Regions from separate parts of the Homo sapiens genome. Here region 2 is linked to region 1. Evidence: read pairs that join two places in POLR2A ChIA-PET (ENCODE). Cell type or tissue: A673. All regions are shown on one strand. Links, peaks and the distances in the headings refer to the core of each region. The heading gives the core; the rest is flanking DNA. Region 1 overlaps LOC105370502 (a long non-coding RNA gene). Region 2 overlaps DDHD1 (DDHD domain containing 1).

Region 1 (8,525 bases), core at 1,882-5,881:
AACCAGGATTCGGACAAAGATATGGCTTACTCCATTGCCTTTTTTTTTTAACCCTATATGCAAATGTTTCTACAGTAGGGAAGATCACCATTAGCTCATTAACTGACCCTAAATTAATAATTATTTTATTAGAAGGTTGAAAGGCCCTAGAAAAATAGCCTACATTACTCAATAAAAATTTATTGAACACTTAGATTATCCCAGGCAACATTCTAGATTCCAAGACCATAGTTGTGAACTCAGATGGGGATGGGATAAAGGGAAGAAGTAAAAGAAGAGAGGAAAGCGGGAATGGAGGAAGATAGATGGTCATGGTGTACCTAAACTGGAAGCCTTGATAAAAAGTCTACTGTGTGACTTCAAAGAAGTTCCTATGTCAGCAACTACTTATTACCTTGACTGTGGCACCTTTCCCATATGATAAACTGTTCCTATCCTGTTTCTAGACCCACTCATCACCAATTTTCATGCCTTAGAACAAAAATCAAAACTTCAGTGTAGTCTTTTATTGGTTGTAATTCAAGTATTAACTCATCTTCTTTCATATATTACCATCTTAAAAAGGCTCTATCAAAATGGAAAAGCCATTAAGAAAGACCCAAGGTAATGAAGTTATTAAAATAAAAAGATGACAGATGTCAGCAAGATGGCTGACTAGAGATGCCTGACATTTTCCCCCACTACAAGAAAAGAACAAAGGCAATGAATGAACAGCTAAGATTTGACTGGAGTGTTGAAGGGAGAGCACCAGAGTGTAGCAGGGAACTGGAGATGCACCTGTGGTCATTGGAAGTTCAGGAGGACAGCAAGATGCAACTGGTCTCTGCAGCCTCCCCTCCCACCATGCTCCCTCCCTGATTGGATTGGCCTAGAGTCAGGAGGGAATTCCTGTTGTAGGGAAAAGGTAAGCAGAAGATTCCCACCAGCCCCCACTGCCACTACAAATACAAACAGTCCTTATATAACACGAGAATCCCACAGTCCTCACAAGCCCTGAGCCCAGTTTGGAGAGCTACCAGGAATTCATACAGCCACACTGCCCTGAATAAGGACCACAAGGTGTGCACTCCCACCCCTGTCTACCCGCTTTGAGCCAATCTGCTGCAGCAGAGCACCATCTTGAGGCCAGAGACACCTCTGAAGAGTGTCTTGCCCTGGGGGTCAGGAGCCACTGCACCTCTCCAGCAGTGGGGCTCCATCTTCATCATTCCGAGTCCACACAGGTGGCTGAATACCACAACCCCAGCTGCAGGGAAACCAACCACCATCACTGCACTTCTAGCCAGAGTAACAGTTTGCCAGTCCTCCCTGGGGCAAACCCACCCTCAGCCAGCCAAACCACTGTGCACCCTCCCCCAAGAGGAAAAGATTACCAAGTCTCTGAGCAGCCGATATGCCCCCAGGCCAGTGGAGTGACTATGTGCCCATGCCAGGACCTGAGAAACAGCCCCACAGTGCCCCCACCTCCCACAGACATGTTCTTGGCTTACCCAATGGCCTGTGCCCCCAATAAGAGTCTGACAAACAGCCCTGTAAGCTGCCCCTGGTAGGCACAACCCCTCAGCTGGCTGAGCAGCCTTGCACTAGCATCCCAGACCTGAGAAACTACCCCATGGGCTTCTCCAGCACACATGCCCCCAGGTCAGCTGAGCAGGTGTGTATTCACTTCCCAGGACTGAGGAATGACTCCATGGCCCATCCCCAGAAGATATGCCCCCAGGACAACTGAGCAGCTGTGAACCCATGTCCCTAGACAGAGAAACAGCCCCATGGGCCACCTTGGTAGGATGCCCTCCCCCCCAGCCAATTGAGCACTGCTGTGTTTCATAGGCCCATGTCTCATGCCTATGAAACAGGCTTCCGGGCTACCTCCCACAGAAGTGGCCCCAGACCAGCCAAGCAGCTGTGCAGCTGTTCCTAGCGCTGAGAAACAGCCCCGTGAGTTGCCCCCAGCAGACATATCACCAGACCTGCCAAGCAGCTGTGTGACCACATCCCAGGCCCGAGAAACAGTCGTGTGAGCTGCTCTTAGCAAGAACATCCTCAGGCCAGCCAAGCAATTGTATGCTCATGTTCCTGGCTAGAGTAACAGCCCTGTGGCCCCAACACCACCAAGCAAAATCCCAATCTGGCTGATCCATTGTGTGCATACATGCGCCCCTAACCTGAGAAACACCCTGGCAAGCCACGCCAGCAAAGTTACACCACCATCACCACAAATTCTCTCAGTCCAGGCCACGGAGAAACTCACAAGTGTCATTAGTGTAGATTATAGCTGAAGAAACTACATGGAGACTACACCACTATGTCCCTCCAGAACCAAGGCCAACACACCCCATTGAACTGATACACCAAGACCCATTCATACAACTAAGTCTTTCCCTATGAAACCTTCCATAAAATTGGAAGACGTGACTTTTCTGCCAGATGCATAGAAAATCAACATAGGGACATATCAACCATGAAAAAGTAAAGAAATGTGACCTCTAAGGGAAAGCAGTAATTCTCCAGTAACAGACTCCAATCATAAGGAAATATAAGAAATTCCAGAAAAAGAATTCAAGCCCTAATAATCTTAAGGAAGCTCAGTGAGATAAAAGACAATACAAATAGACAAAACAATGAAATCAGAAAAATGATTTGAATGAGAAATTCAACAAAGAAATAAATATCATAAAAAAGAACAAAAAAGAAATTCTAGAGCCAAATAATTCAATGAATGAAATTTAAAAAACCAATTGAGAGCTTCAACAACAAACCAGACCAAGCAGAAGAAAGAATTTCAGAACTTGAAGGCAGGTCTTTTGAAATAACACAGGCATACAGAATAAAAAAAGAATGAAGAAAACCTATAAGATTTATGGAACACCATTAAGCAAACAAATATTTGGCATTCCAGAAGGAGAAGAGAAGGAAAAACAGAAGAACAACATATTTAATGAAATGATAACAAAAACCTTTGCAAGACTTGGGAAAGAGATGGATATCCAGTTCCAGGAAGCCCAAAGAAACCCAAATAGATTCAACATAAACAGTTCCTATCTGAGCCAAATTTGAGTCAAATTTTAGAAAGTCAAAGACAAAGAAATAATTTTAAAAGCACCAAGAAAAAAATGTCAAGTCACATACTAAAAAATTCCCATTAGACTAACAGTGGATTTCTCAGCAAAAAACTTACAGGCCAGGAGAGAATGAGATGATATTACTATATTCAAAATACTGAAAGAAAAAAAAAAGCTGCCAGTCAAGAATATTTTACCCAGCAAAGGTATGCTTCAGAAATGACGGAAAAATAAAACTTTTCACAAACAAGGCATAACTAAGGGAATTCACCATCACTAGATTGGCCTTGCAATAAATGCTCAAGAGAGCCTTACATCTGAAAGTGAAAAGATGACAACCACCATAATGAAAACCTGTGAAACTATAAAACTCACTTGTAGAGCGATAAACAAAGGAGAAGGAGAAAGGAATCAAACCTTATTGTTACAGAAAACCACCCAACCAAAAAAAATAAATGATCAGAGAGGAAGTAGGGAACAAAAGATATACAAAACAAACAGAAAACAACCAATAAAATGACAGAAATAAGTCCTATCAACAATAATCTTGAAGGTAAGTGGATTAAATTTCCCACTTAAAAGCTATAGACTGGCTGAATAGATTAAAAAAAAAACAGACCCAAATATATGCTGCCTACAAGAAATTCACCTCACCTATAAAGACACACATAGTCTGAAAGTGAAGAGATGGAAAAAGATATTTCATGCAAATGGAAACCAAAAGCAAGCAGGAGTAGCTATACTTATATCAAACAAAACAGACTTCAAATTAAAAGCTGTAAAAAGAGACAAAGAAGGATATTATATAATAACTAAAGGATCACTTCAGGAAGAAAATATAATAACTGTAGATACATACGCACTCAACACCAGAACACTTAGATTTATAAGGCAAATATCATTAGATCTAAAGGGAAAGATAGACCCCAATTCAATAATAGTTGAGGATGTCAACACTCTAATTTTCTCTCAGAAAATCAACAAAGAAACATAAAATTTAAACTGTAACATTGACCAAATGGACCTAACAAACGTTTACAGAACATTTCACCCAACAGCTGAATAATACACTTTTTTCTTTCATTAGAACATGGAACGTTCTTCAGGATTGATCATGTATTAGGACAGGCAGACACATTCTGAGACAAGTCTCAGAAAATTTTTAAAAATCCAAATCATATCAAGTATCTTATCTGGCTACAATGAAATAAAACTAGACATCAATAACAAGAGGAACATTTGAAACTATACAAATACATGGAAACTAAACAACATGCTCCTGAACAACCAATGAGTGAAGTAAGAAATTAAGAATAAAAATTTAAAATTTCTTGAAACAAATGAAAATAGAAACACAACATACCAAAAGCTATGGGGCTCACAGCAAAAGCAGTATTAAGGGGGAAGTTTATAGTAATAAAGGCCTACATCAAAAAACTAGAAAGATTTCAAATAAATAGCATAACAATACACCTCAAGGAACTAGAAAAGCAAGGACAAACCAAATCCAAAATTAATAGAAAGAATAAGGATCAAAGCAGAAATAAACAAAATTGAGAATAACAAAAATAAAAAAATTAAAAAGTTTAATGAAACAAAAAGTTGGCTTTTGGGAAAGATAAACAAAATTTACAAACCATTAGCTAGACTAAGAAAAAAAGAGAGAAGACTCAAATAAATAAAATTAGAAATGAAGAAGGAGACATGACAATGGATATTACAGAAAAAGAAAAGATCGGCAGAGGCTGGGCATGGTGGCTCACGCCTGCAATCCCAGTACTTTGGGAGGCTGAGGTGGGTGGATCACAAGGTCAGGAGTTCAAGACCAGCCTGGCCAACATAGTGAAGCCCCATCTCTACTAAAAATACAGAAAATTAGTCGGGCATGGTGCCAGATGCCTGTAATCCCAGCTACTCAGGAGGCTGAGGCAGGAGAATCACTTGAACCCAGGAGGCGGAGGTCGCAGTGAGCTGAGATCTTGCCATTGCACTCCAGCCCAGGCAACAGTGCGAGACTCTGTCTCAAAAAAAAAAGAAAGAAAGAAAAAAAAAAGATCATCAGAGACTACAATGAACAACTACACACTAATAGATAAATTTGAAAACCTAGAGAAAAATGGATAAATTACTGGATACATACAATCTACCAAGATTGAACCAAGAAGAAATAGAAAACCTGAACAGAAGACCAATAACAAGTAACAAGAATGAATCAGTAATAAAAATCTTCCAAAAAAAAAAAGTTCAGGCCGGGCACGGTGGCTCATACCTGTAATCCCAGCACTTTGGGAGGCTGAGGCAGGCGGATCACAAGGTCAGGAGATCGAGACCAGCCTGACCAACATGGTGAAACCCTGTCTCTACTAAAAAAACAGAAATTAGGGGGGTGTGGTGGCACACGCCTGTAATCCCAGCTACTCAGGAGGCTGAGGCAGAAGAATCACTTGAACCTAGGAGGTGGAGGTTACAGTGAGCCGAGATCATACCACTTCCCGGGTGACAGAGGGAGGCTGTGTCTCAAAAAAAAAAAAAAAAAAAAATTCGGGACCAGGTGCCCTCACCACTGTATTCTGCCAAACCTTTAAAGAATAATAGCAGTTATTCTCAAAGCATTTCCAAAAATTGAAGCAGAGGGAATTCTTTCTAACTCATTCTACAAAGCCAGCATAACCTTGGTACCAAAACCAGACAAGGACACAACAAAAATATAAGCCAACTCCCTGTAAGCCAATATCCCTGATGAATATAAACATAAAAATCCTCAACAAAATACTAGCAAACTGAATCCAACAACATATCAAAAAGATAAATACATTATGAGCAAGTGAGATTTATCATAAGAATACAAGGATGGTTTAATATATATAAATCAATAAATATTATACATCATATCTATAGAATGAAGAAGAAAAAACATATCATCTCAATAGATGCTGAAAAAAATTGAAAAAAATTCAATATCCCTTCATGATAAAACTGCTTAATAAATTAAGTATAGAAGAAAAGCATCTCAACATAATAAAGGTTGTATATGACAAACCCACAGCTAACACCTTACAGAGTGGAAAAAAGTTGAAAACTTTTCCTCTGAGAACTGGAACAAAAAAAGGTTGTCCATGCACACTACTCTTATTCAACATAGTACTGGAAGTCTTAGCCAGAGCAATTAGGCAATAGAAAGAAACATAGGGCAACCAAATTGAAAAGAAAGAAGTCAAATTGTCCCTGTTTATATATGATAAGACCTTATATATAGAAAAACCAAAAGATTGATTCTACAAAAAAACTCTTAGAACCAGTAAACAAATTCAGTAAAGTTGTGGGATACAGAATAAACAAAAATCATTTATTTTCAGAAACAACAAACTATCTGGAAAAAAAAAAAAACAGGAGGGCAATCTCATTTACAATAGCTACCAAAAATAAAATAAAATAAAATACCTAGGAATAAATCTAACCAAGGAGGTGAAAGATCTCTACAAGGAAAACCACAAAACACTGATGAAAGAAACTGAAGAAGACATAAACAAATGAAAAAGACAAGCCATGCTCATGGACCAGAAAAATTAGTATTGTTAAAATGACAATACTTACCCCAAAAAGATCTACAAATTTAACACAATTCCTATGAAAATACCAATGACATTCTTTACAGAAAAAAAAAAAAATCTAAAATTTGTATGGGACCAAAAAAGAGCCCAAGTTTCTAAAATAATCCTGCACAAAAAAAGAGCAAAGCTGAAAGTATCACAGTACCAGATCTCAAAATAATCAAAACAACATGATATAAAAACAAATACATAGACCAATTGAATAAAATTAAGACCCCAGAAATTGATCCACGTATCTACAGTCAACTGATTTTTGACAAAGGTGCCAATAACACTCATTGGGGAAAGCACAGTCTCTTCAATAAATGATCCCAGAAAAACTGTATATCTGTATGAAGAAGCATAAAACTAGACCTCCACCTCTTATCCTGTACAAAAATCAACTGAAAATGGATCAAAGACCTAAATGTAAGACCCAGGACAATAAAACAACTAGAAGAAAATATAGGGGAAACACTTTAGGACATTAGTCTGATAAAATATTTTATAAATAAGACCTCAAAGCACAGACGACAAAAGCAAAAATAAACAAATGAGATTATATCAAACTAAATAGCTTCTGCACAGCAAAGGAAACAATCAGCAGAATGAAAAGACAACCCCCAGAATGGGAGAAAATATTTGCAAACTATTCATTCATCAGACAATTCATATTCAGAATATACAGGGAACTAAAAAATAACAAACACTGGCAAGAATGTAAAGAAAAGGGAACTCATATACTATTGGTGGGAATATAAACTAGTACAACTGCTATGGAGAACAGTATAGAGTTTCCTCAGAAAAACTACAAATGTAACTGACATATGATCCAGCAATCCCACTGCTGGGAATGTACCCAAAGAAAATGAAGTCATTATATCAAAGAGACACCTGAACCCCCATATTTATTACAACATTATTCATAATAGCCAAGATAAGGAATTGACCTAGGTGTCTAACGACAGAGAAATTGATAAAGAAAATGTGGTATATGGCCGGGCCCAGTGGCTCACGCCTGTAATCCCAGCACTTTGTGAGGCTGAGGCAGGTGAATCACTTGAGGTCAGGAGTTCAAGACCAGCCTGGCCAACATGGCAAAACCCTGTCTCTACTAAAAATACAAAAATTAATCAGGCGTGATGGCAGGTGCCTGTAATCCCAGCTACTCGGGAGGCTGAGGCAGGAGAATCGCTTGAACCCCAGAGGCAGAGGTTGCAGCGAGCCAAGACCAAGCCACTGCACTCCAGCCTGGGTGACAGAGCGAGACTCTTGTCTCAAGAAAAAAAAAAAGAAGAAGAAAGAAAGAAAATGTGATATATATACACAGTGGAGTACTAGTTAGCCACATAAAGAAATCCTGTCATTCATGGCAACATGGATGGAACTGGAAAACATTATGTTAAGTGAAATAAGCCAGAAACAGAAAGGTGTTTAACTTTCATATGCGGAAGCTAAAAAAAGTTGATCTCATAGAGGTGAAAAGTAGAACAGAGGATACTGGAGACTGGGAAGTGTAGGAGGAAGAGATGGAGAGGGAGAGACTTGTTAAAGGATACAAAATTGCAGCTAGATAGCAGGAATAAATTCTATTGTTCTATATCACTGCAGGATGACTAAAGTTAACAATAATATATCACAGTTTCAAATAGCTAAAAGGAGGATGTTAAATGTTCCAACACAAAAATATGATAAATGTTTGAGATGATGGATGCTAATTACCTTGATCTGATCACTGTACATTATATGTATCAAAACATCACTGTGTACCCCATGAATATTAACGATTGTTACTTGTCAATTTGAAAAATGTGTAAAGAATGCAATAATGTTAAAAAATAGGCCGGGCACAGTGGCTAATGCCTGTAATCCC
Region 2 (4,000 bases), core at 1-4,000, 160 kb after region 1:
TCTTGAAACTGCCGGGTTTTTCCTCCTTACGTTCATTTCCTTCGTAAATTTTAACTCTTGAGCAGTGGTTATGGAAATTAGAAATTGTTTTAAACTTTTGAAAAGCTATCCAGTGCTTACTGTGTAAGAGGTTCGTTGAGTTGATTAGATCATATTGTAGACCTAATAGATAATAAAGTTAAGATCACAGTATATATTGTTAATCTTGGCTGAGATGTCCCAAATGAATACACTTGGTCACAAAGGGATCCTAATTAGGAGAATATAATTGGATCAGAAAGGAGAAGGAAAAGGAAAAAAAATTCCAATTAGAGTAAACTCGTTGGATACAACATAGAAATGAATTTCTCCTTTCACTGATGAGCGGATGAGATACAGAAGCATTTAGAGGTAGTACAAAGCTGTTTAAAAAGTTGGCTTTCAAAATCATAATGTCTGACCATAGATGTCTCATATATATGCATAAGCAATAGAAAAAGAAAATGCTGTCAAATCCAGATATGCTCTAATAAGGAAATACAAAGGCCATTTCTCTTCAAGTGTATAATTATTAAAACAGATGACATCATCAAGGTCTTCAGAAACTGTCCATGCTATGCCTCATTCCATAGTGAAATATTTTAGTATCAAATAGACTTTCTCTGCCTTAGATAATTTGATCTTGTTTTTTTACCCATATATGATTGCCAAACTAATGAAGTATTTGGTGTAGTGAGAGATGTTTTAAAATTTTTGAATATGAAATAGGTTAATTACTGGTAGTGTGATTTCCTTTTTTAACAAACTTTAATATGGGAGTAAGCTGGTATTTTATAAAAACAAAAAGATTAGGTATGTTTTGTCAGAGTACTAAAGTATATATCTTTTAGTGCTTTGAGATTTACATGGTACAAGTCTTAAAATCAAGGTCTTCAAAAATAAAAACGATTAAGAACTGTTGCTTTTAAAGGAAATTATTTTATCTAAACATTAGCCTTCTCTGTACCTACCTCATGTAGATTGTAAATCAGGAAAATAATGAAATTTTAAGGATTGGTTGATATTCTTATCAAAGCCAAATCCAAAGCATATTATAGCTCCTTTCAGACAGAGCCATGTAGTATTTCACACTGCATATTCCTGAAACTATGTTAATTAGAGTTTTACTTAAAACCCATGTCTTAGAAGATGTTTATGTACATTGCCATTAAATCAGTAGTTTGTAAAGTGTAGGAAGAAAGAAGACTGCCTTAAAACTCAGATCAGGGCCCAGGATGGGTTTGAGTAACAAAAGAACCTTATTCTTCTGACTTTATGGAATATTTCAGTAATATTTGTTAAAGCTTAATTTCAAAGAAAGCACTTTTACAAAGAAAAATTACGAAAATACTCCCCACATTATTAACCTCTAAACTTAAAATAGCCCTGCTTTCCAGACATAGAAAACAACTTTTTACTTTTATATCTGTATTGCCAACTTAGTGGGAACTTTGAAATACCCAGTAGATCAACTTTTGTTTTTTCTTCAATCATTCAGTGGCCTTTTATTACATTACTCTATCTAAATGCACAATAATTTATAATATGTTAGTATACCTATTATCATAAGCCCAGATACTCATTTTCTAAAACTTACTGACTAAAAACTACAAGGTACAAAAATTTAGAATTGCATGTGGGTAAGTTACAACAAAAAAGAAATTTGCGGGGGTCTTTGAAAATCTTATTGGTATTTGCATAGAACTTTGGTTTTTTTTTTTTTTAATCTATGGAACTGCTGGCTTATACAGTTGGTTTAAGGACTACAGAAGGATCTATGTAGGTAGTATCTGCCTATGTTCTTAGTGATGATATGGATTATAATAGTATGTATACCTTACTTCATTCCTGCAAGATTTTGAAAGACCTAAGTTAATTTTAATAACCTAGGTATATTTGATCGGTAATGTATGTTTTTCTACCTTAATGTATTTGAGTTTAGAATAAGTGTATAGTAGTCAGTGACAAGTCTAATATGATAATGTTTTCTTATTTCAAACAGCTAGTTAAAGGCCTTCAGCAAGAGCTGAATCGATTGTATTCCCTTTTCTGTTCTCGGAATCCAGACTTTGAAGAAAAAGGGGGTAAAGTCTCAATAGTATCACATTCCTTGGGATGTGTAATTACTTATGACATAATGACTGGCTGGAATCCAGTTCGGCTGTATGAACAGTTGCTGCAAAAGGAAGAAGAGTTGCCTGATGAACGATGGATGAGCTATGAAGAACGACATCTTCTTGATGAACTCTATATAACTAAACGACGGTAAAATATCCTCATCTTTTGAAAAATTTTTAAATGTCTTTATGGAATTACTGGACCTCTTACGAGAAAACTAAGAATTTCATGATAAAGAAATAATGCATTGTTCAAGATACAAAGATTACTATATAGCATGCCTAATCAAGCTGGAGACTGTTGATTTTCATGCTAATTACATGCATTTTCCTGTAGCATAAAATAAATTCTTTTGTTATTCTCCTTGTTTTCCTTTCATCGTTTCTTCACAGTTTGTTAGGAGTGAAATTTAAAACTTATTCCAAGCTTAGTCACTGCATAGAATCCTTATTGAAAATGTTTACCAGTTTATAATCCTTTGTAGTTTTACTGACCTTTTGAGGTGGGTTTCTACCTTTCTTATTATTCTGAAAATAATTTTTAAGTGCTTTTTTTAAGCAAATATATTTTTTTACATGTTATATGTATAAACATAATTATATGTGTTATATAATTATAAGATTTTATTATTTAATCATTTGTGGCCCTCCTGATACTATCTTTTAATTCTTTGCTGCATTCCTATCTTCATCTCTAGTTACATGCCTTATCTTCTTTGTTCTCTTTATATGATTAATTCTAATATAAAAATGAAAAATCACTCATTTTGATAATTTACTAGCATATTAAAACAAATGTGCTAATTGACTAAAATTTTTACTAGTTTTGTTTTTGTCTTACAGATGTTAACTAAGGATTTCATTTAGAATCTTATTAAGTACCATAGGCTAGACACACAAATATTATAGTGTCAAAATAATTGACAGGTTTGAAATAAAATGTCATGTTTGGCAATACTCGGAGCAGCATTTTAGATGTATAAATCCAGTAAAACTTTAAAAAAAGAAAAAAAAAGCATGGAAAATAACAAATTTTTTTTTTTTTTTTTTTTTTTGGAGACGGAGTCTTGCTCTGTTGCCCAGGCTGGAGTGCAGTGGCACGGTCTCAGCTCACTACAACCTCTTGTCTTCCAGGTTCAAGTGATTCTCCTGCCCCTGTCTCCCCAGTAGCTGGGATTACAGGCAACTGCTACCACGCCCGGCTCATTTTTGTATTTTTAGTAGAGATGAGATTTCACCATGTTGGCCAGGCTGGTCTTGAACTCCTGACCTTAAGTGATCCACCCACCTGAGCCTCCCAAAGTGCTGGGATTCCAGACATAAGCTACTGCGCCTGGCCAACTATAGCTTTTAAAAAATAATAATGATAATAATAACTTAATTCCATAGTTTACTAAATGTAAGTAGCTATGAAACATTGTAATTGAAAATGATGTTCATCAACAGAAGGGTTAGACTATATGGTTCACCTGTATTTTGGACAGTCATAGTTGTTACAAAAAAAAAATTGAAGTAGGTCAGGAGGCAATGAAATGAAAAGATCTCTAAACTCTTAAGTATAGAAAAGAGAGAACAGTATATATGGTATTAACCATTTGGTATAATTTTTTAAAAGATGTATATGTGCTTGTATATGACTCACATTTTACTACAAAAAAGCTGTTAACAGCAGGTATCATGACAACTAGCGGTACTTTACTAATTATTTCATAAATTTTTATATACTTTCTGTACTGTGGCAGAGACATTTATTAAATACTGTCAACCAGGATTAATGTGAGGGATAGTGGGCCATCATCTGCGTCTTTATACTTTAGTAAGCTAGCAAGCATCTAATATTTATGAAATTATAAATACGTGTGTGT

Evidence for each region. ChIA-PET counts read pairs that join two places held together with the same protein. Peaks named below come from ENCODE experiments on the same cell type or tissue, not always from the same donor. Only the 100,000 strongest peaks of a DNase experiment are listed, where the experiment ranks them.
Region 2: POLR2A ChIA-PET joins it to region 1 with 7 read pairs; 2 of 35 experiments call an interaction of 5 or more read pairs at or near these places.

The regions. Positions count from the first base shown.
Region 1 is chr14:53,220,133-53,228,657 of GRCh38, reverse strand. The region is part of intron 5 of LOC105370502 (a long non-coding RNA gene); the gene reads right to left. Among named protein-coding and RNA genes, the nearest start is that of DDHD1-DT, 71 kb to the right of the region's middle. In A673, for the core only: no CTCF peak of the experiment used is centred there; no DNase peak of the experiment used is centred there.
Region 2 is chr14:53,061,226-53,065,225 of GRCh38, reverse strand. It overlaps DDHD1 (DDHD domain containing 1), which reads left to right. Exons shown (of 13, transcript NM_001160148.2): 7 at 2,021-2,283. Among named protein-coding and RNA genes, the nearest start is that of DDHD1, 90 kb to the left of the region's middle. In A673, for the core only: no CTCF peak of the experiment used is centred there; a DNase peak (open chromatin) is centred at 2,165.